Linked DNA regions of Homo sapiens: region 2 is linked to region 1. Evidence: chromatin loops called from intact Hi-C (ENCODE). Cell type or tissue: PC-9. All regions are shown on one strand. Each heading gives the region's core, and the rest is flanking DNA. Links, peaks and the distances in the headings are about the cores only.

Evidence for each region. Hi-C counts contacts between places; a loop is a spot of excess contacts. Peaks named below come from ENCODE experiments on the same cell type or tissue, not always from the same donor. Only the 100,000 strongest peaks of a DNase experiment are listed, where the experiment ranks them.
Region 2: it touches region 1 in a loop (8-fold over the local background); 23 of 110 quality-filtered maps call a loop at or near these places.

What each region holds. Positions count from the first base shown.
Region 1 is chr5:73,212,646-73,220,973 of GRCh38, reverse strand. It overlaps LOC124901002 (a long non-coding RNA gene), which reads right to left and starts at 7,038. Exons shown (of 3, transcript XR_007058818.1): 1 at 6,693-7,038. RefSeq lists a silencer at 4,668-4,847. In PC-9, for the core only: CTCF peaks have their summits at 2,003, 2,203 (motif pointing right), 4,546 and 4,746 (motif pointing left); DNase peaks (open chromatin) are centred at 4,473 and 4,723; H3K4me3 peaks cover 1,540 bases; H3K27ac peaks cover 384 bases.
Region 2 is chr5:73,299,232-73,307,559 of GRCh38, reverse strand. No RefSeq gene overlaps it. Among named protein-coding and RNA genes, the nearest start is that of LINC02230, 35 kb to the left of the region's middle. In PC-9, for the core only: a CTCF peak has its summit at 3,621 (motif pointing right); no DNase peak of the experiment used is centred there; H3K4me3 peaks cover 661 bases.

The DNA.
Region 1 (8,328 bases), core at 135-8,134:
AATGTTCTTCTTGGAGTATACGTTTTGCAAAAGATCAGAATAATGCAAAGTGATAATTACTCAAATACTAGTTACGAAGGAAGTTTCCCCCTTTTCAGATTCTTAGGTTTTGGGCAAAGCTGGAAACATTTGAGTGGAAATAATGTTCAGATTATAAAAAGCAGCAGCACATGAGTGAAATCAGGCAGAATTGGCCTGACAGGGGGTCAGAAACCAGAAACAGTGACATGCAGCCACTCAAATGGCAGCATTATTCAGGTAGAAATCCATAATTAGCTGAATTTTTTGAGTTTAAAGGATTACTATAAAATACAGGGGGAAAATAATAAGTCAGGTCAGGAAAATTAATTCCCTTTCCAAATCTTCATCCTTTCCTTCAAGATGTAACTCCAAAGAAAGACAATTGCATCAAAGAAGGTTAGGGGCCTAATTTTGAACACTGCCTTTTAAACACATTCTAGAGGCCTATTAGACATCATGTAAACTGTAGACAGCAGCGCTCCTACCACCCGAATACTTAACATCTGTACACCAGCTTCTTGGGAGCAGAAATAGAGACATGTGCATTTTAACATATTCCAAGAATAAAGTCTCAGGGGAAAATCTACCTTTCACCATACATGGCCATTGTGCAGCTCTATCCAAGAACCCAATACAGATACTGATGTAATATTGCCACTATCCACCACCCCCCGGGTTGGCAGTGGTTTAAGGAGATACTTTGGGGAGCCCCCTATAAAGTCGGTCTTCTAAAATGTGAATGGTGCTGATGGAAAAGGCTAAAATGTGTTTTTCACGCATGAATTGAACTATCAGCATGTGGGGTATGTCAGAGTATTTTTTAATCAATCTTTATAAAAATATCTATGGTTATAATAATTTACAGTTATTGTATCTACTAAACATTTTATGTGCTTGGGCTTTAAGTTGTGATCTTATTTCTTTGGGGCATATCCTAGTAACCACCTGCCTAGTAATGAAAAAGAAGATCTGGGGGATAAAGCGAATGCTAGGTGATATTTTCTAAGTGGCTTTGGGAAATTGTCCAACACAGTTAGATTAAAACCTTGCTGATTATTAAAGAGGGGAAATGCAACTAAATACATAGAACTGCAATAATGTAATTCCAAAGGAAATATAGTGTTAGAAATGATACTTTGAATTTTTTAACAGACTTTCATAATTAAAACATTGTAAAATTAGCATGCATGAGTGCAGTGGCCATTTAAAGAACATATAACAGACATGACAATGTAGTCAAATAAGAGACTATGATGTTTTATTACAGAACCTGAAAGGCATGCAGAGGAGGGGGACCAGAAGGCTCCAATTCTAACTCTACTCTGCTCTTACTAGTTATCTGACTGTGGCTAAGTCCTTCACCAGGAAGCAATGGAGATAATATCTGTACTGCTTACCTCACAGCTATTATGAACATCAAATAAAATAGCATATAGAAAGGCAGGATGTGGTGGTTCACACCTGTAATCCCAGCACTTTGGGAGGCGGATCACTTGAGGTCAGGAGTTCAAGACCAGCCTGGCCAACATGGTGAAACCTCATCCCTACTAAAAATACAAAAATCAGCTGGGTGTGGTGGTGCGCTCTGTGGTGTGCGTGTGGTGCCTTCCTGTAGTCCCAGCTACTCAAGAGGCTGAGGCAGGAGAATCGCTTTAACCCAAGAGGCAGAGGTTGCAGTGAGCCAAGATGGTGCCACTGCACTCCAGTTAGGCGACAGAGTGAGACTCCATCTCAAAAAACGAAAAAGATAACATATATAAAATTGCCTTGAAAACTGTTAAATATTGCAGGAGCACAAGATACTCTCATCATCATATTCTCAACCATCCTGCAATAATGGGGTGCCACTGCATGTCAGTGCTAATGTAGGGCTCCCACTGGGAGGAAAGTAATCAAAAGAACCCCATGGTGGTACTCCACTCAAGTTCTCTGGAAGGAGCCCTCTGGGCATTGAGGAAGGGCTGCGGCCCCTCTCTACACTTCATCCCCTGCTCCTGATGGACACTTTATGTCCAGAATGTTCTCCAGGAAAAGGGGTCAGCACACTTGTGCTCATGGAGCAGGCATTGCTCTCTCAATGAATCACCCACTACCTGAGAGGCTCCCACACGTGCCAACTGATGAGATTTATTTTGAAAATATAAAGGCTGTTTTCTGTTGTTGAAAGTTTGGCAATTCATTAACATCTCCACCAGAGGGTGAGCAGGAGAAAGGAAAGCTGGGAACTCCAGTCCACCTCGCATTTCTTAGTAGTTAGTACTTCTAGTACTAGCTGGGTTTGGTGGGAAAAGAGCAAAGGCTCTTCTCAATACCTCGAGAATCAGAATACATCTTAAGAGAACAGAGAAGTGCCAAACCTCCAATGCTGCATGGCCTGTTCTCTTTTAATGCAACAGTAGTGCATCATCTGTTTTTCTGCTCAGCTCATCCCTTTCTGCAAAATATATTAGACTTAGAATGTGTTCAGTTAATTGTTACCCAGGAGTGATTTTAGCCCCATGGGGAGAAAAGGGGCCCTAAAAATGTTAATTATCTGGAGCATAGAGCTTAACATTCTGGATTCCAAGATGGTATTTAAGCCTATTTAGATTTTCTCTAAATTCTTTGAGGCTAATGCAACTTCTGAATGTGTCTAATAATCTCTAATTATTTGTGGAAATGGTAGATGTGAGGAGACCAGATTAAATCCACAGATAATCACAAAATCTCATTTTAGCCAGCAGTACAGCTCTTTCCCACCAAACCCAGCTAGTACTAGAGGTACTAACTACTAAGAAATGCAAGGTAGACTGGAGTTCCCAGTTTTCCTTTCTCCTGCCCATCCTCTGGTGGAGATGTTAATGAATTGCCAGACTTCCAATGACAACAAAAAAAGCCAGCAAAAAAAGAAAGTGGAAACTCAGGGGCCTGGGCCACTACCCAGCTAGAAAAGCAGATGCTGAGGAACTGGAAGGCAGGCTTCCTATCATAAAGGAGCAAAGCACATGCCCACACCTGAGCAGCTGGGCTACCATTTCCAGAAGGCGCAGCACTGTCCCAACTTTCTGTACTGTCACACTTACACCATCGTGTTCTGTCCAGTTTGACCAGCTTCATTCTTGGAAGGTGGTGCAACAGAACTATAACCTGGAGCCTCCTCTCCCATCTCAAAGCACCAGATAAGGACCAGGCCAGGGATGGTCCAAGTGCTGTCCTCAGTTGACTAATAGGATGAGGAAAGAAAGAGGAAGACAAAGACTTTGTTTTGGGGATGACTCTATAAATCCCACAAGCCTTTGCTTTAGTGTTGCTCCCTCTTAATGCTTTTCATTTTTTCTAACTTGATGGTTTATTAACGTCAGCACTGCAGTTTCACAATCCTTTTGAACCCAGGTCTAGATTTAATGAATGCAAAAATTTTACATGATTTGTAAGTTATGTGAAGTTTCCAAATAAATATCATCAGTGAAAAAATCAATGCAAGTCATTTTGGAGCAAAGATTTTTCAAAAGACTGGAGACTATCTGATGAGACAATTTCATGTCTACTCTTGGTAAGGACCCACAAGATATTATTTGATCTTTGGTAGGTGTATTTCTTTCCCCTCCTCCTTTTCCTGGGCCATTTTCATTTGGGTTGGAGCCCTCTGGAACTTTTGGCTAGTTTTGGTTCAAATGAGTTAAGAATTAAATTTGGGCCAGGCATAGTACCTCACGCCTGTAGTCCCAGCACTTTGGGAGGCCTAGGCAGGCAGATGGCTTGAGCCTAGGAGTTTGAGACTAGCCTGGACAACATGGCGAAAACCCGTCTCTACTAAAAATACAAAAATTAGCTGGGTGTGGTGGTGCACGCTTGTAGTCCCAGCTATTCTGGAGGCTGAGGCAGGAGGATCACTTAAACCAAGGAGGTCGAGGCTGGGGTGAGCTGAGATCGCCAGCCTGGGTGACAAAGTGAGAACCTATCTCTGGGCTGGGCGGGGGTGGTGGGAAGAGAGACAGAGAGAGAGAGAGAGAGAGAGAGAGAGAGAGAGAGAGAGAGAGAGAGAATTAAATTTGGAAGCAGGGAGAAGAAAAATGGAGACGATTTGGTGAAGGAAAGAGAACCAGGTGACCATAACTTCTTCGGGTGGAATAACAGAAAGGTGTAGAAGTCTCTACTAAGAGATGAAAGATCTGACATGGAGAAAATAGAAAAAGAAAAGGTGGCCATTCAATTTTATATATATATATATCTCCTGAAGTTAAACTTTCTGGCCACAGAGCTCAGAATCACCATAATTACTTTATGTTCTAAATGATGTCCTTTAGGCTCCCAACATCTCAAGTCTCAGTAGCTGCAAAATGGGGGTGACAGCTGGTCGCCAGCGCAGGGAAGGTGCGTTCGGAGGCTGGGGGTGGAGGGGAACGCAGGGAGAAGCTCGCCACCTTTCTTCCCGGAGCGGAATTCCCTGGAGTTGGAGTGACTTTCCGGCTGATTCACAGCTCTGCTCTCCCTCGCGTCCCTTGCGGCCACTTCCAGCGCTCGATCCGAGTCTCCGGGGGCGGCAGAGCCTGGGTGCCAAGGCGGCCGACCGCAGGCCTGTTCCCGGAGGTCGGGGATCGTCTCCCGCGGACCTTTCCACCCCGGCCAATTCTTGGGCACTCCACTCGCTGGGCAGCCCCGCGGCCTCCCCAGCTGCCTGCGCCGTCCTGGCTCCCGCGCTCCAGGTCCCTCTCCGCGTGCTCTGCGCCACAGCTCCTCTCTCCTGCCCCCATGCGGCCATAGGGGGAAAACCGCGCGGGTGCTCAAGGGCCCTGGCCGCCCTGGCCGCCGCCGCCGCGCCCTCGATGCTGGGCGCTTGGGTGGTGCGCGGGTGCACCGCACTTGGGCAGGGAGGAAAAGCTGCGCTCCGAGGAGGATGGTGCTGATTCTGCGGGACAGAGACTCCCTGGGATCTTCGAGAAGGTTTCGGCAGCTCCGCACCCCCCCCCCCCGCCCCATCTAAGGCTGTTGACCCAGAAGTGCGGACAAGGAGGAAGCCTTCTCCCCAGCGCCGCGAGGCTGGCCGCTTCGTGAACGAGAACGTGGTTATGCACGGACGGAGGGCAGGGTGTCTGCAGTGAGGTGGTGGGAGATGGGGCGGATAAAGCTTGGGGTTTAAGGCACCACGAGTAACGTAGTCCCAGCTTTGCAGCTCCGGGCTTAGGTGTTTATTTCATTTTAAGTTCCCCCTTTCACTGCCTGTACTAGCCTAGAGGGAGTTACAAATGACTTCCACATCCTGGTAGTACGTGGGTTCGTGGCCTTTCCCTTAGCCAGCCCAGCCAGCGAGGTTTCAGCTGCCAGAAAATGTGTTTCCCATCCAACATTTCTCACACAAGGACAAAATATAACGTGTCTAAAAATGGCGAGCTTCCTGTCTGGGCTCCCCTCTCCCACCCCGGTTCCCCACTTAGGAATAAAACTTGAGGAACAAAGATTAGTTTGAAATCTATTTTTCTTTGGACATCCCAGATTTCTGCTGGTTCAGTGTCCCGTGTCAGGTGAAATTATTCATGAGGCTCTGAACTGAGTTGATAAGTCTTACTCCTTATCCCTAGAAATTCCAACTGGATTTAAATCACTCCCTGGTTGCTGCAGAAGGTCTATGTTTTATGGGAGTTCTCTAGTGAGCTTTGAAGTATTTGCTTACCAAATCCGTTTCTCAGCTTCCAGCTCCTGAATAAATTACCTGCCGCTTCTCTCTGCTGCCACTCCCCCGCCCTCCTGAAATATGAACAGTGGGGATGTTTTCTGAACAATAGGTTGGAATGAGGGCTCTGGGACTTATCAGTCAATTGCCAGCCCCAGGACACCCATTTGCAGCCGTGGCTGACTGGAGATTTCCAATGGCTAATGGAATAGGCAGGGAATGGGGGCCCGTGGACCTTATTCCATTCACAGGTTTATCCCTCACTCACAGGGAATCACTTAACGAGTGTCACCATATACTATCTCAAGCCTGGTTGCTTCGTCAGGGAAATGGTCATTAGAATCCTCATTTAGAGAACACATTAAAATCCTCATGTTGAAAACATCCTGGAGCTTTTTTTGAGGATTGCCACTTGCCAGAGGTTAGTGCTAATTGATGTCAGGCAGGTCTGTTTGCAAAGACTGAAGACTATAGACTTCTATTTATTTTGTTCTTTGCATAAGGGCTAGAGAGGGTAAAGGGAAATTGGGCAGCCAAGACCCTTGGGTGAGCCAAGAGGCATTTCGCATTATGTCCCAGCTGCTTAGAAAGTATTTTTGTCCATCCTCCTGTATGAACAGGATGGGGCATGTCTAAATTGTCCATTTTTATGTCTGCCGGGAAGATGCTTCCCTTTCTGTCCCTAATACCTAAAATGTCACTAAAATCACCGTTTTCTTCGTTCATGCAATATGTTAAAGAGTTCATTAAAGACTCCCCAGGGGGCTCCAGAGCAGCCTCTTCTGGGGTTGTGATTTGTCACATTTCCATGATTCACTTCACCAGGGGCCTCAGTAGCTGGAGGATTCCTTGACTCTCTCACTGGGACTTCCCAGACATGAACAAGGATCCCATTACCCTTTTCTTACTTCGAGTTTTTCTAAACCAACAACACCAACAACAACAAAAAGTAAAACAAACAAAAAATTAAAATATACCAAAGCAAAGACATCTGGCTATTTACAAAGCACAGATTTCTTACCCTAAAATAATTGAAGCCTGTCCCAGACTTGGCTGATCCTGCCTCTGGCTGGGCTCAGGGCTTCAGCCTCCTGGTCCTCTGATTGCTGCTGCTTCATTGGAGGAAGCTGCTCCCTGGTCTTCATCTTCGGGGGACTTAGAGCATGGCTGGACGCCCACTTTTTTGTGCACTTCACCCCATGGCCTCTGAGCCTGAGCAGTGGTCCTCTCGGGGAAGAAAAGCCTTTCTCAGGTCTCAAGGTTCCTCCCTGGGCCTCCTGGTAGCCCTAGGCACTCCTTGGGTAGCACGCAGGAAGGTTCAGAGCCCTTACCTGTCACTCGCTACTCTCAGGCAGCCAGCCTAGGCTGTGGGTGCTGGGCCCCATCCACCCAGAAGCCTGCCTACTTTCTATTCACCCCTCCCCTCTCCATCTTTCCCCCAGCCAGCCAACACCACTGAAAACCACCTGTTTTGTGTTTTGAAATCCTGGAAGCACGCCCATCCTCCACCCTCGCAGACCTCCCACTGTGTTCCAGTTTCCTGTTCAAACTCCAGATTTGAGTTCTTGACTCATTTCAAGAACATTCAAAAGTCACATACGCTGAGCTTGCTGCATATTCAAGTCTTTTCTTCTCTGCTCAGGTGGCCAATGGTCCCCCTCTCAGGCGAAGGGGAATCTTGTAAAGTTTCAAGCCTGGCAGCCCCCAGGGGTGATCCTCAGACTAGTCAGAGATCAAGTACCTGCAAAGTCACAGTCATCTCTACAGGGCACCGTGTAACCAATTAGTCCCCTCAAATGTGCTAGGAACAATTTTACAAGCAAAAACTATGACCCTGTTATGTCATCTACTGTAAAATCACAACCACAAGCAAACAGGTTCACACACAATTACAAGCACAAAGGAAATTACTGACTTCCCCGATTGGCAGACTGGCAGTTTCTGAATGTTCTGGCGATGCCAATTTGTTCAATAATCTCCTCCTCCTCCTCCTCCTCCTTCTTTCTTTCTTTCTTCTTCTTGTTCTTGTTCTTCTTCTCCTTCTTCTTCCTTCTTCTTCTTCTTCTTCTTTATTATTATTATTATTATTATTATTATTATTATACTTTAAGTTCCGGGAAACGTGGAGAACGTGCAGGTTTGTTACATAGGTATACAAGTGGCATGGTGGTTTGCTGCACCCATCAACTCGTCATCTACATTAAATATTTCTCCTAATGTTATCCCTCCCCTAGCCCACACCCCTCAGCAGGCCCCGGTGTGTGATGTTCCCCTCCCTGTGTCCATGTGTTCTCATTGTTCAGCTCCCGCTTATGAGTGGGAACATGCGGTGTTTGGTTTTCTGTTCCTGTGTTAGTTTGCTGAGAATAATGGTTTCCAGCTTCATCCATGTCCCTGCACAGGACATGAACTCATCCTTTTTTATGGCTGCATAGTATTCCATGGTGTATATGTGCCACATTTTCTTTATCCAGTCTATCATTGATGTGCATTTGGGTTGGTTCCAAGTCTTTGCTATTGTAGACAGTGCTGCAATAAACATACCTGTGTATGTGTCTTTGTATTAGAATGACTTATGATCCCTTGGGTATACAGCCAGTAATGGGATTGCTGAGTCAAATGGTATTTCTGGTTCTAGATCCTTGAGGAATCACCAC
Region 2 (8,328 bases), core at 203-8,202, 87 kb before region 1:
ATTACCCTACGCCCAGATCAAGAAAGAGAGTACCCCTTTGTGTCCCCTTCCTGTCACCCCCAGCCCAGGGGGAATAGCTATTCTGATGCGTCCTTGTCTTTTTGATGTAAGCCAAGTGGCAACCAAGGAGGAGACAAAGTTTTGAAGTTTATCCAGGTTATCCCCATAGGTCAGTTGCTGAAGCCTGGGCCCGGTGGCCTGCTGGGTCCTACCTAGCTCGGTAGCTCCTCTGGTGCAAGTGGATCTTGACAGGGTCAGATTGGGAGAGGAGGAGTGGGCAGCCCCTTGAAGAGAGGAGGAGGGGAGAAAGACACAACACCATGCACTGGCTCTGTCCCCCTCCTGTCCTGCTGCAGAGCTGGTTTCTGCCCTGAAGAAGGCTAGCAGAGATAAGACAGCAAAGTCCCCTCGTAGTGTCAAGGTTGTTGGTCATAGTTGACAGCGTTGGGCTGTTCACATAGGGTTCTTCTGTTTCTTTTTTGGTGTTTTTGTGGGTTTTCTCTCATTGTAGGCTCTCTGAGTTTCCTTATAGTGGTCAACCATTCTGGGGGAGGAGTATAGGTTGTTTTGCTCCATGGGTTTCCTGTTAGGCAACAAAGTCAGGCCTCGAAGGCTTGGCAGCTTCGACACTGATTTTTGTGGCCACGAGTCGTGGCTGGTATTGCTCAGTTTGCCACCTGGCTGCAGTGGCCTATTTTACCCTCGAGTTAGCCACTGTTTCTGAGAATAATCAAGCAGGTTTTAAATAGGCTGCATATTCTGGCTCAGAGTTTGGACATGGCTTCTCTCTGGTATATAGTGCTGGTAGATGTCTGTACCTATAGGGGAGAATCCCACTTTGGGCATCAAAAATAACAGCCAAATTCTTTTTATGTTTTCTGTGGGGGTGGTGAAGAGATGCTTACTGTCTCAGGGGAGATGATCCGGCCCAGTTATAACTGCATCCTTGGCTTGCTGAAAGGAGTTTCATTGTCTCTCTTGGCTCACCTCCATTTACTTCTCAACCCACTGCATTTCAGCTTCCCTGGCCCCACCATGCTCCTCTAAGGCCACCCAAGACTTCCTGGACGTCAAGTCCAATGAAGACTTTTCAGTCGTAATCTTAAATCAGCCTCTTGGTGGCATTAGCACTGTTGACCTCTCTGACCACCATGGCTTCTCTCTTGGCTGCCAGGAGAGCAGCCCAGGCTTTTCTCTGGCATCTCAAGTTCGTCCACTTCAGTCTCTTTCAGAATCCCTCCCACTTCTTCTTGCCTCACTAGTATTGGGCTTTCCTAAGGTTCAGTCCTCAGCTCTCTCTGACTCTACCCTTTCCCTAGGCAATCACATGCACACTGATGGCTTCAGCCTCACAGCTGGAACCACAGCCAGACTTGTCTTCTTAGAGCTCTAGCCTGGCCACTGGCCTCTCCATGGCCTTTCTATAGCATTTAAAGCAATTTCTCTCAACCCCAGCTGCATATTAGAATCATGGCAGCTTAAAAAAAATCCATGTGTGGGCTTTACCACCAGAGCTGTTGATTTAATTGATCTGGATAGGACCTGGACATGGTTATTTTGAAATCTCCCTGGCTAATTCTAATGAACAGCTGGAAATTAGGACACTGAGGCACAAGACACATATATGTAGAGAGCTAAAGTGCTTTGGACAAGAATGCCTTTACAAGCCCACACTGGGCCCTTCTTCAGGATAATGAATCATGACTCTAGCCCTTATACTTTTAAAGCCCTTTGGAGGCATTACCTAGGAATCAGGATGGATGAAAAACAAACAAACAAACAAAAAAACACAAGACTTTGAGAAAAGTCTCTGATTCAGAAGACTAGTTCTCCATCCGCCAACTCCCTTCCCACAGACAAAATTTGCCCTGACCTTGCTTAAATTCTGCAGCTTATTTAGGGTGTTTTTAAGGCTTTAAGCTGCCTGCCCTGTTCTGTCCAGTGCCCTACTTCTCTGAATGCCCCGAGGTTCTCCAACCACAGAATGACCTATAAGACCTGAACAGATGGGTTGAGAGGAGACACGTTACCAGGAGTAGAAGTAGAATCTACTAGGGGAATTTGAATAACTTGGAGCCTAAGTTTCCCTAATTGTCAAAATGGAACTAGCAAGTCCTTCTTTTAGAGAAGATCTGAAAAGCAATTGAAATCATGAAGATGCTAAACTATTGTCATTTGTATTTCCAACTTGAATCCAGACTTAAGTTTATTCACACCAGGGCCAGAAATAACCATAAATGTATGAGCAGCAAGTAACCTTAGAGATAATACTATCCAACCACTTTATTTTACAGGAGAGAAAACAGGCTCAGAGATTATGACTTGCTCAAGGTGATGCTGCCAGCCAATGGCTCAGCTAGGATAGGTTTTCGATTTCCTGACTCCTAGTCCAGTGCTCATTTCACCACTCCAGGCTTCCTAAGGGGTGATTCTTCATCCATGTGGCTGGGCTTGAGTCATCACATGCCACCTTTTCAAGTAATAGACACCCAGACAGGGCACTCTGGAGTGCAGGGTCATCTGGGAACCTAACCTACTTTTTCCCAAAGAAAACCAAAGCTATTACTTTCCCTTTCTTCCCATCCTGCCTCCCTCTGTACTCAAGACCCTGAATATAGCTCTCTGCCTGAAGCTGTGAAACTTCAGAAGCCTTCCTACCTCTTCCTGCTGTGACCTTAGGTTGTCTCTCCAGCACAGTAAACTCCTGGGGGTGAAAGTTAGAAGGGGACTCAGCCCAGACAGGCTGGATGTCTGCTGTGTCACGCCAGATTAACCTGTGCTAGTCTCTGGGCTGACTCGGACCAAATACAGGTCCTCTCTAAGCCTTGGCTTTTCTTACTGATGAAATAGGCATCGTAATGGTATCTGCTATGTGGAGGAGTTGTGAGGATTAAGATAATTTCCCCAAGGCAGAAGTCCTCAAGCATGGTTGCACATTGGAATTCCTTGGGAAGCTTTAAAAAAAATGATGCTTTGGTCCTACTCCTAGAAATGATGATTTAATTGCTCTGGGCATCAGATTTTTAAAATTCCCCAAACAATCCCCATGTGCAGCCAAGATGGAAAACACAGCTCATCTGTGAAGGGCCCAGCACAGCACTGGACAAGTGGTTGGCACTCAAGTGCTTCTCATTTGAGTATAGTAATGATTCAAAGCTCCCTGCCCAACTAGAACTTAGCCTTCTAATGGGCCTTCTGCCTTTCCGATTTTCTGCGAAGGACCTTCCTCCCCCTCCATCTTCCCAGTTCTACCCACAGCTCCCACCCCGAGTTTTTCTGAAACACTGGCCTCCCAAAGGTCAGTGGAAGAAGTAAAAGGGGTCCAGACATCAGGTGACTGCCCGCAGACCCATTCCAGTGGACACTCAGGCACCTACTGGTTGTGTCTATTGAGACTGTTTACCCTCTTGGTGCCTTCCTCCTATAAAATGGGAGGAACTGGCATGTGTTACTCCCCTAGAAGTAATGGGCGCTATGCTAAGCCATTAGAACAGGATGTCTTCTCCAAGTAGGGTGATCACACTGCCTTGCCAGTTATTAACGGTGAGGAGAAAATGAGATAAAGCCGGTGCATAGAGCTTGGGCCAGCCCGCAGGCGGCGCCATTCAGTGGGAGCAGTGGTCTCACTGCTAGGTCTGGCAGATCTGCAAGTCCCTACGGGGCTACCTTGTGGAGCTGGAGGAGGCCCCGCAGGTGGAGGCGACCCTCCCTGCTGGTCTGGACAACACTTCGAAGGCACTACCTCGAAACCGCCCCCTCTTGGCCAATTTCCGGGACCTTTCTCCACTCCGCCCACCGCTCAGCTCCGTTCTGACCTGAGTTGAAACTCGCCGCGCAAGGGAAGCGTGTACCTGGGGAGTACACTGGGGAGTGGTACTGGGGCGCTGACCCGCGCGGACGCCGCGCATCTCCCTAGGGTGCGCGCAGCACGTCCACGAGAAGCGCACTCTGAAGCCAGCCGGGACGCGTTCGGCGGTCGGGGTGGAGGAGGGAAGTGCAGGCTGAGCCCCTCACCCGTGCGAAGCCAGCTGGGCGCCCACTCGCGGGCTGCGGGCACTGCGCGCCTGTCCAGCTGCTGGGCCAGGCCCCCTCCCCTCCCCCTCAATCTGGCAGGCCAGATCTCCGAGGCCCCGCGCCTCGTCGCGCTCCGGAGGCTCCGGGCGGTCTCCTGGGAGCCTGGGAGCCCGCCCCTCCTGAATGTTCCCTCTGACGTATCTGCAAAAGCAAACACTGGGCCTAGGCCGCGGGGGACCGGGCGTTGGAGGAAACAGCTCAATGCCCGGCGGGCCACGCCACTAACAGCCCTGACTCCCGGGCGCTGCATTCGCTCCACGCCTCTGGTTCTTTGCCCGACGGCGCTGTGGGCCCCGAGGGCGACTCGCCGCCCTTCCACATTGCGCGCGGGTGGCTCCTTGAGTACCGGCGGCGCACCACAATCCCTACTCTCAAGATATGGGCTCCAGTCCCGGCTCCTTGGAGTCCTCCCTGGAACCTCGGATAAGCCCCAACTTCTCCCAGCCCGTCACTTCCTTTGGTGGTATAGTGTGTCAAGATATCACAAGTCTGGATTCCAATCCATCCCTGGCCAGTTATGGCCACGTGACCTAAGACAGATTAGATCATCTCTGTGTGCTTCAGTTCCTCTTCTGTAAAATGGGGATAATATTCCTCCCTATATGGCGATGTTGTAAGGCATAAATGAATGTAAAACACCATAGTGCTAGGCATATAATAAATATCGTATAAGTATTTTATATTATCAATAAAGTAGGTATTACAATGTTTACCTTACAGCTTTTTATTTTATTTTTTTTAATAGTAGAGACGGGGTTTCACCATATTGGTTAAGCTGGTCTGAAGCTCCTGACCTCAAATGATCCGCCTCGGCCTCCCAAAGTGCTGGAATTACAGGCTTGAGCCACCATGCCCAGCCAACCCTATAGCTTTGCTGTAAGTATGAAAGAGGTAAGGTAGGTAAATTGCTTGTATTAAGTAGGAGGCAGATAAATAATGCTTATTATTATTACTCCTCAAGAGTCTCCTTCCTTCCTTCCTTTTTTTAAATTTTGGCCTCTTCAGTGTTCATCCTGGGAAGGAACTGTGCAAGTTGGCGCTTCGGGCTTGGTATAAAAACGGCTCCTGAATTCCTGCCCAGTTGTAATTTCCTTGGGGATTTTGAGAGGGGCTCTTCAACGTTGCCAGGCTATCACGGCCCTTTTGTTTGCAAGAGAGCAGTGAGTAAATTATATCTTGGGCTTAGCAAAGCAAAAAATAAACACGATGACAGTAGGACTTTTCGGATGAGCTATTTCATTTCTCCTTTGTATTTTTTTCTTGATCGTTGATGGTCCATTGCAGACTAATGCAATGCTGATGTCTTAATATTAATGTTCGGAGCTGAAGACAGTCATTTGCCTCGTGCTGGTGGGGCGACTGGGCAGGGTTGGGAGCGATCATGAGGCCCAAGTGAAGGCAAGGAAAGATTCTTAGTGTCACTTTCTCTCCTTTCTCCCAACACCTCATGTCTGAGTTCCTGGACAAAACATCTTCCAGATTGCGGGTGAATTTAAACATCGCAGCTTCTTCTTTCAATCATAATTTTCTGCTTGAGCCAAAAGCTGGAGTGTCCTCTTGCACCTGGATTCCCCTCTGCCGCGGTTGAAATGGGAGCGTGTAACTCTTTATATGTGAGACGTTTATGGGCCAGACACTGGCATTCCAACCCCCTCACCCAGGGCACTTGCTATAAAATATTGAAGGCGAGCAGAGGCTATCCTTGGAGGGAATGCTGGTGATGCCAGGCTCATAAAAACCAGCCTTTTAAAAATGAGTCCCTAATCAGGAATTGCACGCCCTCTCCCTCTCCAGTGCGCTCTGGCCTGGCAAAGCCCACTTGGGAAAGTAGGTGCTACTGAAAAGAGTCACTAGCCTCTACCTGTGGGACTTCTGTCTCCAGGGTGCTTCCAAAATCTTTCGGGACTCTGTGTTCAGGACTAGAACTCTTCATCCACGGGGCTCCAGTGCAACCCCCTCCAACCCCCATCAGGATCTGAAGGCAAGGAGGACCAGCGTCCAGGACCCGGTTTCTGCGCCCCCAGGCTCTGTAGAAGTTCTGGGAAGAAGTTCTCATGGAAGCTGAGGGGAGGGAGACGCACGTCGGCGAACTCTGGGCCTAGCCAAGTTTCTATATTTTGAAGGGAGAACCATGTACCTGCCCTTGGCCTCACCTGAAGACAAACACAGGAGCAAAATTAAGCAGCGGAGCAACTTTCTGGAAAGGAGCTTAGGGAGAGAAAGCTGGTGCGAAACCGAGTGCGCGCTAGGCGTGTGCACCCGGGGAACAAGGCGTGCCCAGGGGTGTTCGCAGTGGCGGTGGGATGGATGCCCGCGCCACCTATGCGCAGTTATTTATAAACTCATTGTGGGCATCAGGGTACCCACGACGCCGTTCGTGTCGTTCGTTCCCTTCCTCCTGGAAGGGAAGAGCAAACAAAGCAGTCCTTGGCAACGCTCAACCTCTCTGTGTCATACATGTGGTTTTCAGTGTAAATGAATTTAGTAAACGCCAAGGCAACAACCCTGTTTACTTGTTTCCGTGTAGAAAGGTTAGCTAACGAACCCGAAGCCATCCTTCGCGCTTCTCTTTGATTCCGTCTCAGATTTACGGGCTTCTCCTCGGCTACACGACTCCAGCCATCGCCCCCGCTCCCTTGGCCCAGGCAAAGAGAGCCCTAGGCTCCGATTCCCGCCGCAGCTCAGAGCAAAGCGATTGCAGGATTTATCAACCCCCCTCCCAGGACCTCGGATTTCATCTCTTTCTTTTCCCCCTGCATGTTCAGTTTGTTTTTTCAAGACCTAAGCAATTTTTAATGTACTCTATACTTCCCGCTTAATCCTCATCGTTTATTGTATAATTATAGTTTCAAAGTGATTATGTAATTAAAATCATGTTTCGTTGCAGCAGGACTTCAAAAGGGCGGCAGACCCCCGCTCTGGCATTATTTTCTAGTGATGTAATAATTTCCCTGTGATATTTAAAATAAACACATTAGTCCAAGAATTCTAAACATGTCTCAAAGTATATAGTAGGCTTGATTGGCACGAGGCTGGGTTGTAAAGAAATGGTAAAACCTATCACTAGTTTAATATATTTCTATGCTCCCATGCAGGGTAAATTATAGGATAATGGGGCGCAGGCGATGGTAAGCTCTGTTTATATAATCCATTTCTTCACACGAGTTCCCATTGCTTTCCCTTCCCTTTGCTGTATGTGGTGGTTCTCTGATCCCCTGACCTCAGCCATGTGTTTTCACTTTTTCTTCTGATCTCAATTCCATGACCAGCGGGGAATAAAATACAAATTGAATAGTAACCATTCACAGGCCGCTCTTTTCAAACTGTTGTTAAAACCTCTTTGTCTTGTCTAGCGGTTGATAGATAAATGTGTTGTGTTTCGCCTGACTTTTTTTTCCCCTTCTTCCTCTTTTTTTTCCCGTGGCCAAGGAAAAAATAACCCTCCTCAGCCCAATTATGCTCTTTAAAAATTAAAACCCACACCTCCTTTCAAACCCTCTCCTGCGCGTCCCGCTCTCCCCGGTCTGCCCATTGGTTCGGCGGCTGTAGGAGACGCGGAGGATTCCACCACGTGAAATAAAGAAGCGGCGGGAGCCGAGCACGGCTGGGGGAAGGCGCGGTGCCCCCGTGTGAGGTCTGCGCCATTGTCCGGCGGCCTGAAGGTTCATTTAACATCGAACCTGTATCGCCTCTGATGTCCTAGCGCAGCGCCGAGAATCGGCTCCGAGGGCTGGGGCCGCCCCTCCTAGGAATCGAAGGGGGCAGGGGGTGAGGAAGCCTGGGAGAGGAAAGTTAAAATGAAAAATAAATCTCCTCCGTTGCCCGCCTTTTTCTTTTCATATCCAGACTTGCCTTCGGGGCAAGGTGGACAAGAGGCCGAGCTGTTTTACAGTTTTTCTCCAAAATGAGAAACATAATGGCTCCTGATTTCTGGATCTTGCCTTTCCCAGATCTCTCTCCTTTCTACTTCCTCGGCTTCTTCTTGGGAACGTAAAGGCAGAAAAAACTAATTGTAGAAACTCCTATCCCGCGGCCCGCCCTCCTTTTCATCAGAGCTTCTTCGGGGTCAACGGCGCGGCAGCGTCTTTGTTACTCCACTGCCAACGCCCGAGGGCTAGAGGGGCGGGATGGGAACTTCTCCTGCGGGCTCGGGACCCACTGTTTCTGCCTCTCCAACGGCTTGGCTGTGTGAAAGCGAGCGAAGGTGTCATTCCCGGGAGGGAGAAGCGTCGCCGCAGGGTGACTGGGAAGCCC